Linked DNA regions of Homo sapiens: region 1 is linked to region 2. A link is a loop called in an ENCODE intact Hi-C map of the cell type or tissue named here. Cell type or tissue: heart right ventricle. All regions are shown on one strand. Links, peaks and the distances in the headings refer to the core of each region. The heading gives the core; the rest is flanking DNA.

The links. A loop is a pair of places that touch in the nucleus more often than their neighbours do. Peaks named below come from ENCODE experiments on the same cell type or tissue, not always from the same donor. Only the 100,000 strongest peaks of a DNase experiment are listed, where the experiment ranks them.
Region 1: it touches region 2 in a loop (4-fold over the local background); 2 of 110 quality-filtered maps call a loop at or near these places.

Annotation. Positions count from the first base shown.
Region 1 is chr1:236,180,957-236,189,308 of GRCh38, reverse strand. GPR137B (G protein-coupled receptor 137B) reads right to left here. Exons shown (of 7, transcript NM_003272.4): 5 at 5,403-5,531. Among named protein-coding and RNA genes, the nearest start is that of GPR137B, 43 kb to the right of the region's middle. In heart right ventricle, for the core only: no CTCF peak of the experiment used is centred there; no DNase peak of the experiment used is centred there.
Region 2 is chr1:236,241,829-236,250,180 of GRCh38, reverse strand. It overlaps ERO1B (endoplasmic reticulum oxidoreductase 1 beta), which reads left to right. Exons shown (of 16, transcript NM_019891.4): 5 at 214-296; 6 at 6,686-6,759. It overlaps LOC124904562 (a long non-coding RNA gene), which reads right to left and starts at 4,345. Exons shown (of 2, transcript XR_007066962.1): 1 at 2,844-4,345. In heart right ventricle, for the core only: no CTCF peak of the experiment used is centred there; no DNase peak of the experiment used is centred there.

The DNA of each region.
Region 1 (8,352 bases), core at 285-8,284, 61 kb after region 2:
CGAAAAACCCTTCAAAAAAAATCAATGAATCCAGGAGCTGGTTTTTTTGAAAAGATCAACAAAATGGATAAACCGCTAGCCAGACTAATAAAGAAGAAAAGAGAGAAGAATCAAATAGACGCAATAAAAAATGATAAAGGGGATATCACCACCAATCCCACAGAAATACAAACTACCATCAAAGAATACTATAAACACATCTATGCAAATAAACTAGAAGATCTAGAGGAAATGGATAAATTCCTGGACACATACACCCTCCCAAGTCTAAACCAGGAGAAGTAGAATCCCTGAATAGACCAATAACAAGTTCTGAAATTGAGGCAGTAATTAATAACCTACCAACCGAAAAAAGTCCAGGACCAGAAAGATTCACAGCCGAATTCTACCAGAGGTACAAAGAGGAGCTGGTACCATTCCTTCTGAAACTACTCTAAACAACAGAAAAAGAGGGAATCCTCCCTGACTCATTTTATGAGGCCAGCATCATCCTAATACCAAAACCTGGCAGAGACACAACAACAAAAAGAAAATTTCAGACCAATATCTCTGATGAACATCAATGTGAAAATCCTCAATAACGTACTGGCAAACCGAATCCAGCAGCACATTAAAAAGCTTATCCACCACGATCAAGTCAGCTTCATATCTGGGATAGAAGGCTGGTTCGACATACACAAATCAATAAACGTAATCCATCACATAAACAGAACCAATGACAAAAACTACATGATGATCTCAATAGATGCAGAAAAGACCTTCGACAAAATTCAACACCCGTTCATGGTAAAAACTCTCCATAAACTAGGTATCGATGGAATGTATCTCAAAATAATAGCTATTTATGACAAACCCACAGCCAATACCATACTGAATGGGTAAAAACAGGAAGCATTCCCTTTGAAAACCCGCACAAGGCAAGGATGCCCTCTCTCACCACTCCTATTCAACATAGTATTGGAAGTTCTGGCCAGGGCAATCAGCCAAGAGAAAGAAAGAAAGCATATTGAAATAGGAAAAGAGGAAGTCAATTGTCTCTTTTTGCAGATGACATGATCATATATTTAGAAAACCCCACTGTCTCAGCCCAAAATCTCCTTAAGCTGATAAACAACTTCAGCAAAGTCTCAGGATACAAAATCAATGTGCAAAAATCACAAGCATTCCTATACACCAATAACAGAGAGCCAAATCATGAGTGAACTCCCATTCACAACTGCTACTAAAAGAAGAAAATACCTAGGAATACAACTTACAAGGGATATGAAGGACCTCTCCAAGGAGAACTACAAACTGCTGCTCAAGGAAATAAGAGAGGACACAAACAAATGGAAAAACATTCCATGCTCATGGATAGGAAGAATCAATATTGTGAAAATGGCCATACTGCCCAAAGTAATTTACAGATTCAATGCTATCCCCATCAAGCTACCACTGACTTTCTTCACAGAATTGGAAAAAACTACTTTAAACTTCATATGGAACCAAAGAAGGGCCCACATAGCCGAGACAATCCTAAGCAAAAAGAACAAAGCTGGAGGCATCATGCTACCTGATTTCAAACTATGCTACAAGGCTACAGTAACCAAAACAGCATGGTACTGGTACCAAAACAGATATATAGACCAATGGAACAGAACAGAAGCCTCAGAAATAATACCACACATGTACAACCATCTGATCTTTGACAAACCTGACACAAACAAGCAATGGGGAAAGATTTCCTATTTAATAAATGGTGTTGGGAAAACTGGGTAGCCATATGCAGAAAACTGAAACTGGACCCCTTCCTTACACCTTATACAAAAGTTAACTCAAGATGGATTAAAGACTTAAACGTAAGACCTAAAACCATAAAAATCCTAGAAGAAAACCTAGGCAATACCATTCAGGACATAGGCATGGGCAAAGACTTCATTCTAAAACACCAAAAGCAATGGCAACAAAAGCCAAAATTGACAAATGGGATCTAATTAAATTAAAGAGCTTCTGCACAGCAAAAGAAACTATCATCAGAGTAAACAGGCAACCTACAGAATGGGAGAAAATTTTTGCAATCTATCCATCTGACAAAGGGCTAATATCCAGAATCTACAAAGAACTTAAATTTACAGGAAAAAAACAACCCCATCAAAAAGTGGGCAAAGGATATGAACAGATACTTCTCAAAAGAAGTGCAGCCAATAAACATGAAAAATATGCTCATCACTGGTCATCAGAGAAATGCAAATCAAAACTACAATGAGATACCATCTCACAGCAGTTAGAATGGCGATCATTAAAAAGTCAGGAAACAACAGATGCTGGAGAGGACATGGAGAAACAGGAACGCTTTTACACTGTTGGTGGTAGTGTAAATTAGTTCAACCATTGTGGAAGACAGTGTGGCAATTCCTCAAGGATCTAGAACTAGAAATACCATTTGACCCAGCAATGCCACTACTGGGTATATACCCAAAGGATTATAAATCATTCCACTATAAAGACACATGCACATGTACATGCACACGTATGTTTACTGCAGCACTATTCACAAGAGCAAAGACTTGGAACCAACCCAAATGTCCATCAATGATAGACTGGATAAAGAAAATGTGGCACATACATACCATGGAATACTATGCAGCCATAAAAAGGGATGAGTTCATGTCCTTTGCAGGGACATGGATGAAGCTGGAAACCATCATTCTCAGCAAGCTGACACAAGAACAGAAAACCAAACACCGCATGTTCTCACTCATAAGTGGGAATTGAACAATGAGAACACATGGACACAGGGAGGGGAACATCACACACTGGGGCCTGTAGGGGGGTGGGGAGGTAGGGGAGGGAGAGCATTAGGAGAAATACCTCATGTAGGTGATGGGTTGATGGGTGCAGCAAACCACCACAGCTCATGTATACCCATGTAACAAAACTACACATTCTGCACATGTACCCCAGAACTTAATAATATATATTATATAATATATATAATTATATATTATTTATATTATTATATATAATATATATTATATATTATTTATATTATTATATATAATATATAATATATATTATATATTATTTATATTATTATATATTATATTATATATAATATATAGTATAATAATAAAAAAAAATGATGTCCATCAATGGATGAATGGGTAAGCAAAATGTGGTCTATCCATACAATGAAATATTTATTTGGCAATAAAAAAGAATTAAGTACAAATATATGTTACAACGTAGACGAATCTTGAAAAAACATTCTGCTAAGTGAAAGAAGCCAGTCAAAAAACCCACATGCCATATGATTCCATTCATATGAAAGTCGAGACTAGGGAAATCTATAGACACAGGAGATTATAGTGGCTTATGCCTGGGGGTAGGGCAGGGACAGAAAGGAAATGGGGAATGACAGATGATAGTATGGGGTTTCCTTTTGAGATGATGAAAGTGTTCTAAAATTGGCTGTGGTGATGGTTGCACATATGTGAATATCCCCCAAACCACTCAATTATACACATGAAATGGGTGAATTATGTAAGTGAGTTACATCTCAATAAAGCTGTTTTTAAAAGACAAAAAACAGCCAGGAGTTTGAGACCAGCCTGGGCAACACGGCTCATGCAAGTAATCCCAGCTACATGCAAGACTAAGGCAAGAGAATCGCTTAAGCCCAGGAGGTCAAGGCTGAGGTGAGCTGTGATCGTGCCACTGCACTCCAGCCTGGGTGACAGAGCAAGACCCTGTCTCAAAAAAGAAAAGGATAAGGACAGAGATTCTCAAACTTTACAGTTCATTCAGATCACTTGGAGTGCTTATTAAAAATGTACATTCCCGGAACCTACCCCAGAGATTCTGGTCTGGGTCTCCAACATGACCTAAGAATCTTTACACCAAGCGCCCTGAGGGATTCGGATACAGATGGTAAAGAGCCGCACTTTGAGTATCTCGTTACCTAGACTCTGAAGTCTGGCTCTAATCATGCCAAGTTTAGAGACCTGTTTGTACCAAATGAATTATGGATACAAATGTTAGATGACATTTTTAAGAAATGCCCCACCTGCAGTGTATTCCTTTAAAGTTGAAGGGTTTGAGTTATAGATTTCCCCCCAAGAGTATTAGACTTTTTTCCCATGTAATTACAGAAGTTATAGATAGGACTATTAGGTCATCTATATTAAGAATATAATTTCTTCTCAAAACCTTATGATGCCAGAGAAAGCTACAGTGTAGCACAGGGATTAAAACCATGAACTCAGACGGGTGCGGTGGCCCACGCCTGTAATCCCAGCACTTTGGGAGGCTGAGGCGGTCGGATCACCTGAGGTCAGGAGTTCGAGACCAGCCTGGCCAACATAGTAAAACCCTGTCTCTACTAAAAATACAAAAATTACCCAGGCATGGTGGCGTGCATCTGTATTCCCAGCTACTTGGGAGGCTGAGGCAGGAGAATCGCTTAAACCCGGGAGGCGGAGGTTGCAGTGAGCTGAGATCGCGCCACTACACTCCAGCTTGGGTGACAGAGCAAGACTTCATCTCAAAAGAAAAAAAAACCAAAAAGCAAACAAACAAAAAAAACCACCATTGACTCTGGAACCAGAATGCTTGGTTTGAAGCCTGGCGGCTTCCAAAAACAAGATAAAAAAACAGGTCAGTCATCTGGGTATGAAATAAGAACTGTGAATTATTGGAGGACATTACTCATCTATGCCTTCTTCACCACCCGCTCTTTGCTCACATTGCCCCAAATCCACTCACTGTACTTTTCTATGGGTTTCATAGATCAGTAAGTCAAAAAGCTACCACTAGTTTGTGTGGCTGGAATAATTTACGGAACAAGGCTCCCAGGTGGTTTCTCACGCTACTTGGTTTTGCATTTTCTGTCCTGTCCCATAAAGACATTCATATAAAGTTGGTTGAACAGCAATGTGACCAAACTAGGGGAGCAGGTTTAGCATTCCTTACAATGATGTCTCTTATTGCCCTATCCTCCCATTCCCTAGTCGCCATCCGGCATACTATTTCCTATGAGTGTTCTCTATTTCCTATTTCTGTTTCTCTATTCTCTATTTTCCTTTGCTATGAGAGAAGCTTCTATACTTGGTTCACAGCAAGTCCAAGTCTCAAATACTAATGAGGCAATGGTGCATTAAAAGAAATAGTTAATCACTTTCCCCAGGCCTTAAGATGCAACTTATAATAGTTTCATTTCTTTTGTAAAATAAAACTAAGCTGAAAACCATTTTCCCTCAAAAGATAAGGGAAATGAATGTCTCAATAAAATAGTCAAGGAAACTTTTCATACCACCACAAAAGGAAGAGGCTCTCTTCTGAAAAATGAAGAAAAAGTTCTAATTGCAGGTTCCATGATCAGAATTAGGAGACATTTTCTTACAAATGTAAAATGGTTTACTTACAAGGTCCTTTGTAGGATTTCTAACTCGGAAGAAATAAACGACTAAGGTGGTAGGTAAGAGTTCCCAAACAAATAACACCACTCCAAATAATACGTATCCAGCATCTCCCAGCTGATTCTTCAAATCTGCCTGTTAGAAACAGACAGGGAGAGTCATCAGACCAAGGGAAGAGGAAATAAATTTGATTGTTTCTTTCTAATGTGAACAGAGAATAATTCTAATACTCTAGTACAATTCATTCCCCTATATTTTAGAATGTACTACCGAATATACTATATTAATACTTCTATTTAAAGTATTAAAATATAGTATAGTACATTCTCCTAAAATATGCACATTGAAATCAGATAATAGTAATGGTCTAGACCTCAGATACGGATTTTTTAAACCATATGAGATAAATGATTATCTTCTTCTTCAAAATATTCAAAGACAGAAACTTCTAACCTCTGATGTTTTAATATTTCATGCCCCCAAAACTCTTAAGTCCAAATTAACACTCTCACTTAAATCTAAGCTGATTTTCTTCAACAATTGAATAGTGAGAAGGTTATGTTGCCTCCTCCTAAATTCTTGGGAGCAGCATACAACTATTATCCCTTAGTCTCATCCCTAGGATAAAGAGGTCAACTTTCAAATGTTTCTTCACATAAACCATATCCTGTTGTTTACCCTTTAAAGCGTACTGTAGGCTAGCTTGTCTAGAAAAACAATCCACAGAGCCTAAGGTGTTTGGTATGAGGCCCAGTGAGATGGCCAGAGAGCTTGGTGGAGCAGTGTTCTCTCTTCAGAACAGACAGAAGGTTCCTGAGGAAAGCACATGGTTGGGTTTGGGCAATCGTAAAGGCCCAAACACCTAAACTTAACCCTTTTGCCTTCTCTATAACATCATACTTAAAGCATGGTGACCAAAACTACGCATGCTTCTTTCAGAAAGATCACTCTCTTACTTCCTCTATATCACATCTCCATCATGTGTTCTTTTTTGATTCCGCACAAGTAAGTCATACAACTGTGGTCATTTGTTTTGCTTGCTCCTAGATTATTTTGGTGGCAACACACATCTAGATAACCATAAATATCCCATAAAAATAGAAGAATTTTAAAGATTGTCATATTTTAAATCCACTGCAATTATAAATTTTATATATATATTTTTTGTTTGTTTGTTTGAGACAGGGTCTTGCTCTGTCACCCAGGATGGAGTGCAGTGGTGCGATCACACCTCACTGCAGCCTTCAGCTCCTGGGCTCAAGTGATCCCTCCAAGCAGCTAGGACTACAGGTGTGTGCCAACATGCCTGGGTTATTTTTTAATTTTAATTTTTTATTTTTTGTAGAGATGAGGTCTTGCTATGTTGCCAGGGCTGGTCTCAAACTTCTGGCCTCAAGTGATCCTCCCAAAATGCTGGGATTACAGGCCACTGCACCCACCCATAAATTTTTTTTGTTGTTTTTAAGTGAAAGCAAGATTAGGAAAGTAAAGAAAGAATGGCCACTCCTCCATATATAGAGTTTATAGGCAGAGCACCCATGCATTCTTACTTGAAGAAAAACTGAAGTAACTTTGTTAAACCCAAATCTTTGTTATTTAATGGATACAGAGTTTCAGTTTAGGAAGATGAAAAAATTCTAGAGATGGATGGTGATGATGGCTGCACAACACTGAGTGTACTTAATACCAGTGAACTGTACACTTAAAAATGGTTAAAATAGGGCCAGCCAACGGTGGCTGACGCCTATAATCCCAGCACTTTGGGAGGCCGAGGTGGGCGGATCATGAGGTCAGGAGTTCAAGACCAGCCTGGCCTATATGATGAAACCCGTCTCTACTAAAAATACAAAAAAATTAGCCGGCATGGTGGCGCTTGCCTGTATTCCCAGCTACTCAGGAGGCTGAGGCAGAAGAATCGCTTGAACCCGGGAGGCGGAGGTTGCAGTGAGCCAAGATTGTGCGGCTGCACTCCAGCCTGGTGACAGAGAGAGACTCCGTCTCAAAAAAAAAAAAAAAAAATAGCAAATATTATGTGTATTTTACTACAATACAAAATCAAATCCTTTGTGTATTATGATTGTCTCTAATTAATCATTGTTTAAAGTTTAGATTTTCATATACTTGATTTCCTCAAAATAGTGCACGCCCTTAGCAGTGCCTTGCCCAGCTTTCTGCCATCCTGTGTTTGTGGTGTTGGTTTGGGTTCAGAGATGTGGTTTTAATCCTTTCTAATTACAACACAATTTTACCTTGTCCTCACAGGTTTAGCTTATCATGATCATTTTATTCTTTCTTCCACTGTCTAAATCCAGCTCAGGGTTTGAGCACTATTGAGATGTTAGAAGATTTATAGATGGTTAGGTATTCAATACTTTTCCAAGAAAAGCTAAGGAACATTTGCCAATCAATCTAATAAATGTATAATAGAGAAGTTACATTTCTTTATTGTTAATGGCTAATCTGTGTGTCTCTTTTCCTTAGTGGACCATAAAGCTCCCAAAGGGCAGGGAATGAGTCTGTTCGGTTTTGTATCCCTGGCACTTTGCACAGTGCCCAAGATGAGGAAAAAAAAAAAATGCTGTTTGTCAAATGAGTGAATGGTGGTTCATTCTCATTGTTGCTTTGAGTTTTTGTGAGCATGGATGGCAGATGACATTTCACTACCTTTGTTCATTTGCTTTATGACTCGTAACTTATACATTTATAGAATGTATTTTTAAAAAGAGTATCATATTGCAACAACTAGTGCCATGAGCTTTTATAAAACTTTAATATCCTCAGTCACTTTTGTCTAGATTTTCTCAAATGCTGTGTACGTGCTCCATTAAAAAAAATTCACTCCCTGAGGATGACAAAAAAAACAAAAACATTCTCATAACTTCATAGTCCTATGTATTTTCTAAAGTCTGAATACAATTTGCTTACTATCTGCAAATGTCACCCTTTAATAATATCA
Region 2 (8,352 bases), core at 207-8,206:
AATTTTAATATGTTGTTGATGGAAATAATATTTAGTTGGTGGAAATTTCTGCCTCATTTTCATTTGTATTTCTTACATATGATAGGGATTTTTATAATGGAATGTATGTATATTTAGTGTATATCATTGTTGACAGATTGATTATTCTGCCAATAGAAACTGAAATAAAGAATAAGGTAATAATTTTTACTAAACTTACGAACTTCTTTGCAGTACTTGAAAATGGCAAACAATACCAAAGAATTAGAAGATTGTGAGCAAGCTAATAAACTGGGAGCAATTAACAGCACATTAAGGCAAGTTTTATTTTGGTAATATTAAGAAAATATTCTCATTGATATCAAGAATCAATTTTTTATGATTTTGGTAAAACATTTTCGAACCCATTAAAGTTTTAACTAATATATTTTTAAAAGGAAGAAAAAGTTTTTCTTTATCCTAAATTTCATAATAGCTTTGCCTCTTCTTGGCTGATTTATCCTTAAATTTCTAGAATGTATCATCCATAGTAAATCTTTTAAAAAGTAGAAATTTACAAGATTGTTCAGCTAACAGGGTTTATGGATCAATTTTTCCTGATTACTATGGAAGAAGGGGCTTGAACTCCTAAATCTTTTTAAATAGTGATTGAGTCTGGATGTTACATTTTGAATGATAAAAGTTATTAGCCTGTTAAATTTCGTAGATTTTTTTTCTGTTAACTTTTCCTTATTTGTTCTACACAGAAACCAGCATAAACAATATATAAATGGCCTCAAATTGTGTAGTATAAAATGACTAGACATAATCAGTAGTTGGGAATGAGATATTTCAGAAATTCCTTTACATTCCCATTTGATTAGGTTTGTATTTATGAGCCGGGCATGGTGGCTCATGCCTGTAATCCCAGCACTTTGGGAGGCTGAAGTGGGCAGATCACCTGAGGCCAGGAGTTTAGGACTAGCCTGGCCAACATGGTGAAACCCCATCTCTACTAAAAATACAAAAATTAGCCGGGTGTGGTGGCGGGTGCCTATAATCCCAGCTACCTGAGAGGCTGAGGCAGGAGAATTGCTTGAACCTGGGAGGCGGAGGTTGCAGTGAGCTGAGATCACACCGTTGCACTCTAACCTGGGTGACAAGAGTGAGACTCTGTCTCAAAAAAAAAAAAAAAAAGATTTGTATTTATGTACCATAATTGCTAATGACTCAGTATAAGTTAGCAATTTTATTTATTGAAGACAAAATTTAATATAGGAAAATAAAAGATAATAAACACCCACATACATATCCTCCATTTCAAATAAATAATCCTCCATTCCAAGTAAATAAATATTAACATTTTTTGCCATATGTTTTAAGGAACAAGAAACATCACAGATAAATTTAAAATCCCTTATGCTGTATTCCCTAATCCAGTAGAGGTAACTACTATCAAGAATTAGTTGGTGTATATCCAGTCTGTTTTTGTTTTTATATATTTATATGTATAAATAAGATAGTTTTATTTTGTGTATATGGTTTTATTTTTCCTTTGTATAAATGATATCCTATATTTAACATTCTGCTACATTTTTCATTGTACATTTTGCTTTCTAGATCTGTCCATGTTGAAACACAGATTTATTCTTTTAACTGATGAATGATTTTCATCATATAAATATCCCATATTTTACTTAGCTATTCACTTATTGATGGATGTTTAGCTATTTCCAATTATTTACTTTTACAAACATGCCACCTTGAGCATTCCCAAATTTTTTTTCACATTAGAAGTAGAATTGTTGAATCTTAGGATTGTCTTTTTAATACCCATTCTTGATATTGCCTGATGACATTCCATAGTACTTGGTGTGAATATATACTGACTCCAGTGCTGACAGCTTGTATCATTCTCTACATCCTTACCAAAAGTTGATAATGTTTGTTGAGTGTGAAATAGTACCTTGTTTTTATTTTATACTTCGTAATTACTAGTGGATTTGAGCATTTTTTATTTATTGGACATTTGAGTTTCTTATTCATTCAACAAATGAATGTCTACAATGTGCCAAGCACTGTTCTAGGGTACTAGGAATCCAGTAGCGTAATGGATAAAATTTCCGCCCTCGTGCAACTTGATCCTTGTCAGAGGAAATAACACAATAAACAAGTAAAATATATGAGAAATAAGTAAGTAAAATGATGATGAATGCTAGGGAAGACAGGCAGGGAAGAACAAAGAGGGCTAGGAGTGAGAGAGTGGCACTGTTTTAAATTGGGTGGTCAGAGAAGATAATACAACATTTGAACAAATTGCCGAAGAAGGTGAAGGCATGAGTCTTACTATGGTTGGCTGGGGGATGAGCATTCCAGGTATATATAAATGTTAGTTGAAAACCCCCATGGCAGGATCATGCCTAGACTTAAACACAATAAGACCAATGTAACTGCAGCACAGTCATCAAGGGCAAAGTAGCAGAAGACAAGGTCAAAAGATGCTAGGGATGGGGCAGGAGGTGGGGTGGGTAGAGATCTTGTAGAGCCTTGAAAGCAATTATAATGAGTGTTTGCTCTTAGACTGGGTGGAATAAAACTCACAGGGAGGTTTTGAACAGAGGAGTTAAGGGCATGTGTTGAGGGAGCCTGATATGTTGCAGAAGCCTTATTACGTGATTATCGTAGTAATCCAAATAAGACATTATGGTGATTTAAACCAGGGTGATAGCAGTGGAAATGATGAGAAGCGGTCAGGTTCTGGATGTATTTTGAAGATAAAGCTAACAGGATTTGCTGCAGTATTGGATATGTGGTATTGAGAAGATATGAGCTTTTGGATGACTACAAGATTTGGAATTATAAAAATGGAGTTGCCATTTACTGACCTGTGGACAGCTGGAGGAGGAGCAAGTCTGAGACAAAGTTATAGTCAAATTTGGATTTGTTAAGTTTGAGCTGCCTGTGAGACATCCACTTGGAGATTTCAGGTAGGCAGTTGGATATACAAATCTGAAATAGGGGAGAGGTCTGGATGTCAGTCAATGAATAGATGGTGTTTAGCAGCCATAAACCTAAATGAGATCACCAAGGAGAGAGTGTAAATAGAGGAATGATCTAGGGACTAGGCTTAAGTCATTGGAAGATTTTGGGGTAAATTGCCAGTTTATATTCTTTGTCATTTTTTTCTCCATTGGGTTGGATTTTAAAATTATTACTGATTTGTAAGCATTCTTTATATAATGTGATAATTCTTTGTTGGCTGTGTTGTTAGGATTTGTCCTTTAATTTTGCATATAGTTTTTTGTTGTTGAACAGAAATTATTCTTTAAACTTAAAAAATTTAAGTATAATACACATATGGTGGAATAGAAAATTCTTAAGTGTAAAGGTCAATGTAACTTTACAAAGTGAACCCAACTCTATAGCCACCATCCAGAGCATTATACTTGCTGTCCAGATTACCATGTGTACTTTCCTAGTCATTATCACCTTCCAAAGTTAACCGTGATTTTGAGATACTGACAGAGATTAGTTTTAACTGTTTATAAATAGAATGATATAGAACATATTCTGTTGTATCTGGCTTCTTTTTGTTAACATGTGTCTGAGATTCATTCATGTTTTTGGGCATAGTAATGTTTAATTCTTTTTTATTGGCACATAGTATTCTATAGTAAGAATGTGCCATGTTTCCATTCTGCTCTTGATAGCTTATGCTTTGGGGCCATTTCAGAAATATTTTGGTGGATACAGTTGGACATGGTGGCTCATGCCTGTAATCCCAGTACTTTGGGAGGCCAAGGGAGGAGGATTGGTTGAAGCCAGGAGTTCAAAATCAGCCTGGCCAACAAGTGAGATCCTGTCTCTACAAAAAATTAAAAAAAAAAATAGCCAGGTGCAGTGGCATGAGCCTATAGTCCCAGTTACTTGAGTGGCTGAGGCAGGAGGATCACTTTGAGTTCATGAGTTTGAGACTGCAATGAGCTATGATTGTGCCACTGTACTCCCCAGCCTGAGTGACAAAGTGAGACACTATCTGTGAAAAAATAAAAAAAAAATTTGGTACATACATATGTATATTTTTATGGAGAATATACCTAGAAATGAGATTAGGTACTGCCAAATTGTTTTCTAAAATTGCTACCAAATTATATTGCTACTAGTAGTGTATCAGTTATCTGTTCTACAACTTCTCCAGTGATTGGTACTATGATTTTTAAACAGCTTTACTTTGAGGTATAATGAAATATGATACACTGCATATAAAGTATACAGTTTGATGTTTTGACATGTGTCCACCCATATAACATCATCACAATTAAGATACCATAGGTTGGGTGTTGTGTCTCATGCCTGTAATCCTAGCACTTTGGGAGGCCGAGGCAGGGGGATCATGTGAGGCCAGGAGTTCAAGACCAACCTGGCCAACATGGTGAAAATACTACTTAAATACTACTAAAAATAAAAAAATTAGCCAGGCGTGGTGGCAGACGCCTGTAATCCCAGCTACTCAGGAGGGTGAGGCAGGAGAATCACTTGAACCCAGGAGGTGGAGGTTGCGGTGAGCCAAGATCGTGCCACTACACTCCAGCCTGGGTGACAGAGTAAAACTGTGTCTCAAAAAAAAAAAAAAAAAAAAAAATATATATATATATATATATATATATACACACACATACATACACACATATATATACACACACATACATACACACATATATATATACGTGTATATATATACGTATATATATACGTGTGTATATATATACGTATATATATACGTGTGTATATATATACGTATATATATACGTGTGTATATATATACGTATATATATACGTGTGTATATATATACGTATATATATACGTGTGTATATATATACGTATATATATACGTGTGTGTATATATATATATATATATATATATTTTGACTGGGCATGGTGACTCACACCTGTACTCCCAGCACTTTGGGAGGCCAAGACAAGCAGATCACTTGAGCCCAGGAGTTTGAGACCAGCCTGGGCAACATAGCAAGACCCTGTCTGTACAAAAAAATAAATAAATAAATTAGCTGGATGTGTTGGCGTATGTCTATAGTTCGAGCTACTTGGGAGGCTGAGGATAGAAGGATCACTTGATCCCAGAAGGTCAAGGCTACAGTGAACTATGATGTCAGTGCACTCCAGCCTGGGTGCAGTGAGACCCTGTCTCAAAAAATATATGTATATATTTATCACTCCCAGAAAGTTTCTCATTCCCTATTCCATCTTTTATGCTCCTCATTTCCCAGTTTGAAGACTACTACTTTAACCTTGGGACACTATCTTGAAAGGAAGTGCTGAGTTAAGTCCAAGAAATTCTCATGCAAATAGTGTTGCATCCATCTTCAAACTGACATTTGGAAAAGCTGAAGTAGATAACCTCTAAGGTCCCTTCTAACTCATTTATAAATCAAACTGAGCCAGCTTTATTAGCATTAGATGCACATTCAATGTTTTTTCGGGCTTAGGCATGGCTTTACTGTGGTTTTAGGCAGGGGTTAGGTGAAAGAATCAGCAAAGCCTCTTCAAATGAGGATGCTCAAAGAAGAAATTTCCTGAAAGTCATATTGTTAACAAGAAAATAGGAATTTGTATCACTATTGATTTGTTCTTCACTACTTTCAACATAAGATCTATCTTATTAAACACAAGTTTAGTTAACGTCATTTTAGCTGTAATTAGGCATTATTGTTTATGGCATCACGTATTTCAGTTGGGTCAACTGTGATACAATATTTTTGTTAATTTTTATTATATACTCCCATAGGGAAAAAAATTCCACAGTAAGTTGAACTGGAAAAATGTATTGATAAAGTTGATGTAGTACAGCCAAGCTTATACACTTCTTTGTAGTGGCTTCTCAAATACAAAACAAATTCTTGATTATGACAGTACCACATTTAGGAATTACCTGATTTTTACCTTTATATACCTGATTTATACAGTTTTTTGTACCTTGTTTTTTCCTTTTGTGTTATGAATAAAGAGGGTAGCAAAATGATGCCTCTCTGATAGATACTACCATCATGAGTATTCAATACAGAGAAGGCCTGAATATAGGTTCAAGTTAATGTAGATCAAAGTTGATTTCAAGGAATGTAGTTGTTACTTATCAGTTCTTCAAGTTAGAAATCTTGATCATAGATTTTGTTAAATGTTAACTAGGCTGTGAAACGAGTGATACACCATGATAAAAGTGGCATTGTTGTAACCAGTGAATACCACATTGGATGGGAGATTATAGAAATACAGTTATTGGTATTTTAGATCTTGTAAGTATAGACACAATTTAAATTAAAAGAATTCTGAAAATAAATTTAATTACTTCGGAAAAAATACGTTTAACGTTATAATTTCTAAGTTAATTGAAAAGTTTAGCTTGAGTTTTGTGTTTAACTACATGTTATATGTATTTACAAATTAATTTCTCCTTGAAATAATTATTATTGACTAGTCCTAATAATTCAGTATAGTTAAGAAATATAAATTACTCAAGGAAATTAATACATATATTTTCCTATAACTTGTTTTTTGTCATCCCTTCATGTAATCACTAATAGCAGAATTGTGACATCATCTAATCTTTAACTGACCTCAGATTATCTATTTTAATTACACTAGAATACAGTATTAAAAGTTTCAGCTCCAAATTTAATAATTTTTCTTTTTTATTCCTCCTTCCCATAGTAATCAAAGCAAAGAAGCTTTCATTGACTGGGCAAGATATGATGATTCACGGGATCACTTTTGTGAACTTGATGGTAATACAATAAACTATTATAATTAAATTATTTTAACTTTAACCCTTTTATAAGACATTTTAATCAATGAAAATATAAACTGAATTATAGCTTCAGTACTGGATTTTGCTATGTAGACCTTATTATTCATAATGGCATTTATTGAGAGCCTGTGTTCCAGGCCCTATGTTAAGTGCCTTAAATACATTATTTCTGGTCTTTGCAGCTACCTTCATAAGTGTGTATTATTTCATATCTGAGAAAACTGAGTCTGAAAAAGACTAAATAACTTGCCCAAGATCACACAATAGCAAGAGGCTGAGGCAGGATTTGATCCCATATCCGAATCCAAAACCTGTATTCTTTCCATTATGATATACCATCTGCCATGGACCTTCAATTGAAGCCACTTAGTTATAGGTCTGTGAACATTTTGTAAAAATATTTACACTGGAATTTGCTAGAGGTCTTAACAAACTCATGTAAAGATGCTTTCTAATGCTGGGGAGGACTCTAATTCGACTTCTCCACAGCCCTTTTTCCAAGAGTCCCCTGGAATGGTAGAAAGACTGGACACTCTCCACCAGAGTAACTACCACTTCTCTTAACAGAAGGTAATTGCAGTGACTCAAAATTTTTTATCTGTGGGATAATATTCCCAAAGAATTGTGCTGAGTAGGCATAAATCATTCATTTAGTTTCTCTTCACCTTTTTCCTTGGTATTGTTATATTTTTCACAGTGGAAAAGAATTTGGGGATTAAGTGTGCATAGTTGGAAATAGTAGTTCTTTGGAACTCTTCAAGTATCTAGAATGCTCTGCTTTCTAAAGTTTTAAAAAAGATTCACGGGTAGAATTGTGCTATAAATCCAGCCCATAGTGGAGTAAGTTAGAGTGAGCTTCTACGATAGTATGGTAAACTGAGAATAATACTGGGAGATGGAATGTTATCTTGGCTTATATGGTTTCAGTAAGGAAATTTTAAAGGAATCTGAGTGAGGTTATACTAAGGGGTAATTAATGAAGTATCTGTCCTCTCTATGATATAGAGAATTGGTAAAACTTTTATCAAAGCAAGCCATTGAACCTCTCCTTTCACATTTGCTCTTTGGTTGCCATTTATATTTGAGTGCTTAACACTCATAGTCATTTATTTCTAAATTGTCCATTTACCTATTCTTTGATTAAAGTATAAATAATAGTGCTTATTTAATAGGTTTTCAAATTAATAATTTGTGTGACTATATATTACTCTTATGGTAAATAGGTATTTAATAAAAATACTTAATTGCAGGAAGTACTTGCTATAAATAAATTGATATGTAGATTACCTGCCATCAGTATAAACAGTGTTAACGATTTTTTTTTTTTTTTTGAGACAGAGTCTCGCTGTGTCGCCCAGGCTGGAGTGCAGTGGCACAATCTCGGCTCACTGCAAGCTCCGCCCCCCAGGTTCACGCCATTCTCCTGCCTCAGCCTCCCGAGTAGCTGGGACTACAGGTGCCCACCACCACGCCCAGCTAATTTTTTGTATATTTAGTAGAGACGGGGTTTCACCATGTTAGCCAGGATGGTCTTGATCTCCTGACCTCGTGATCCACCTGCCTCAGCCTC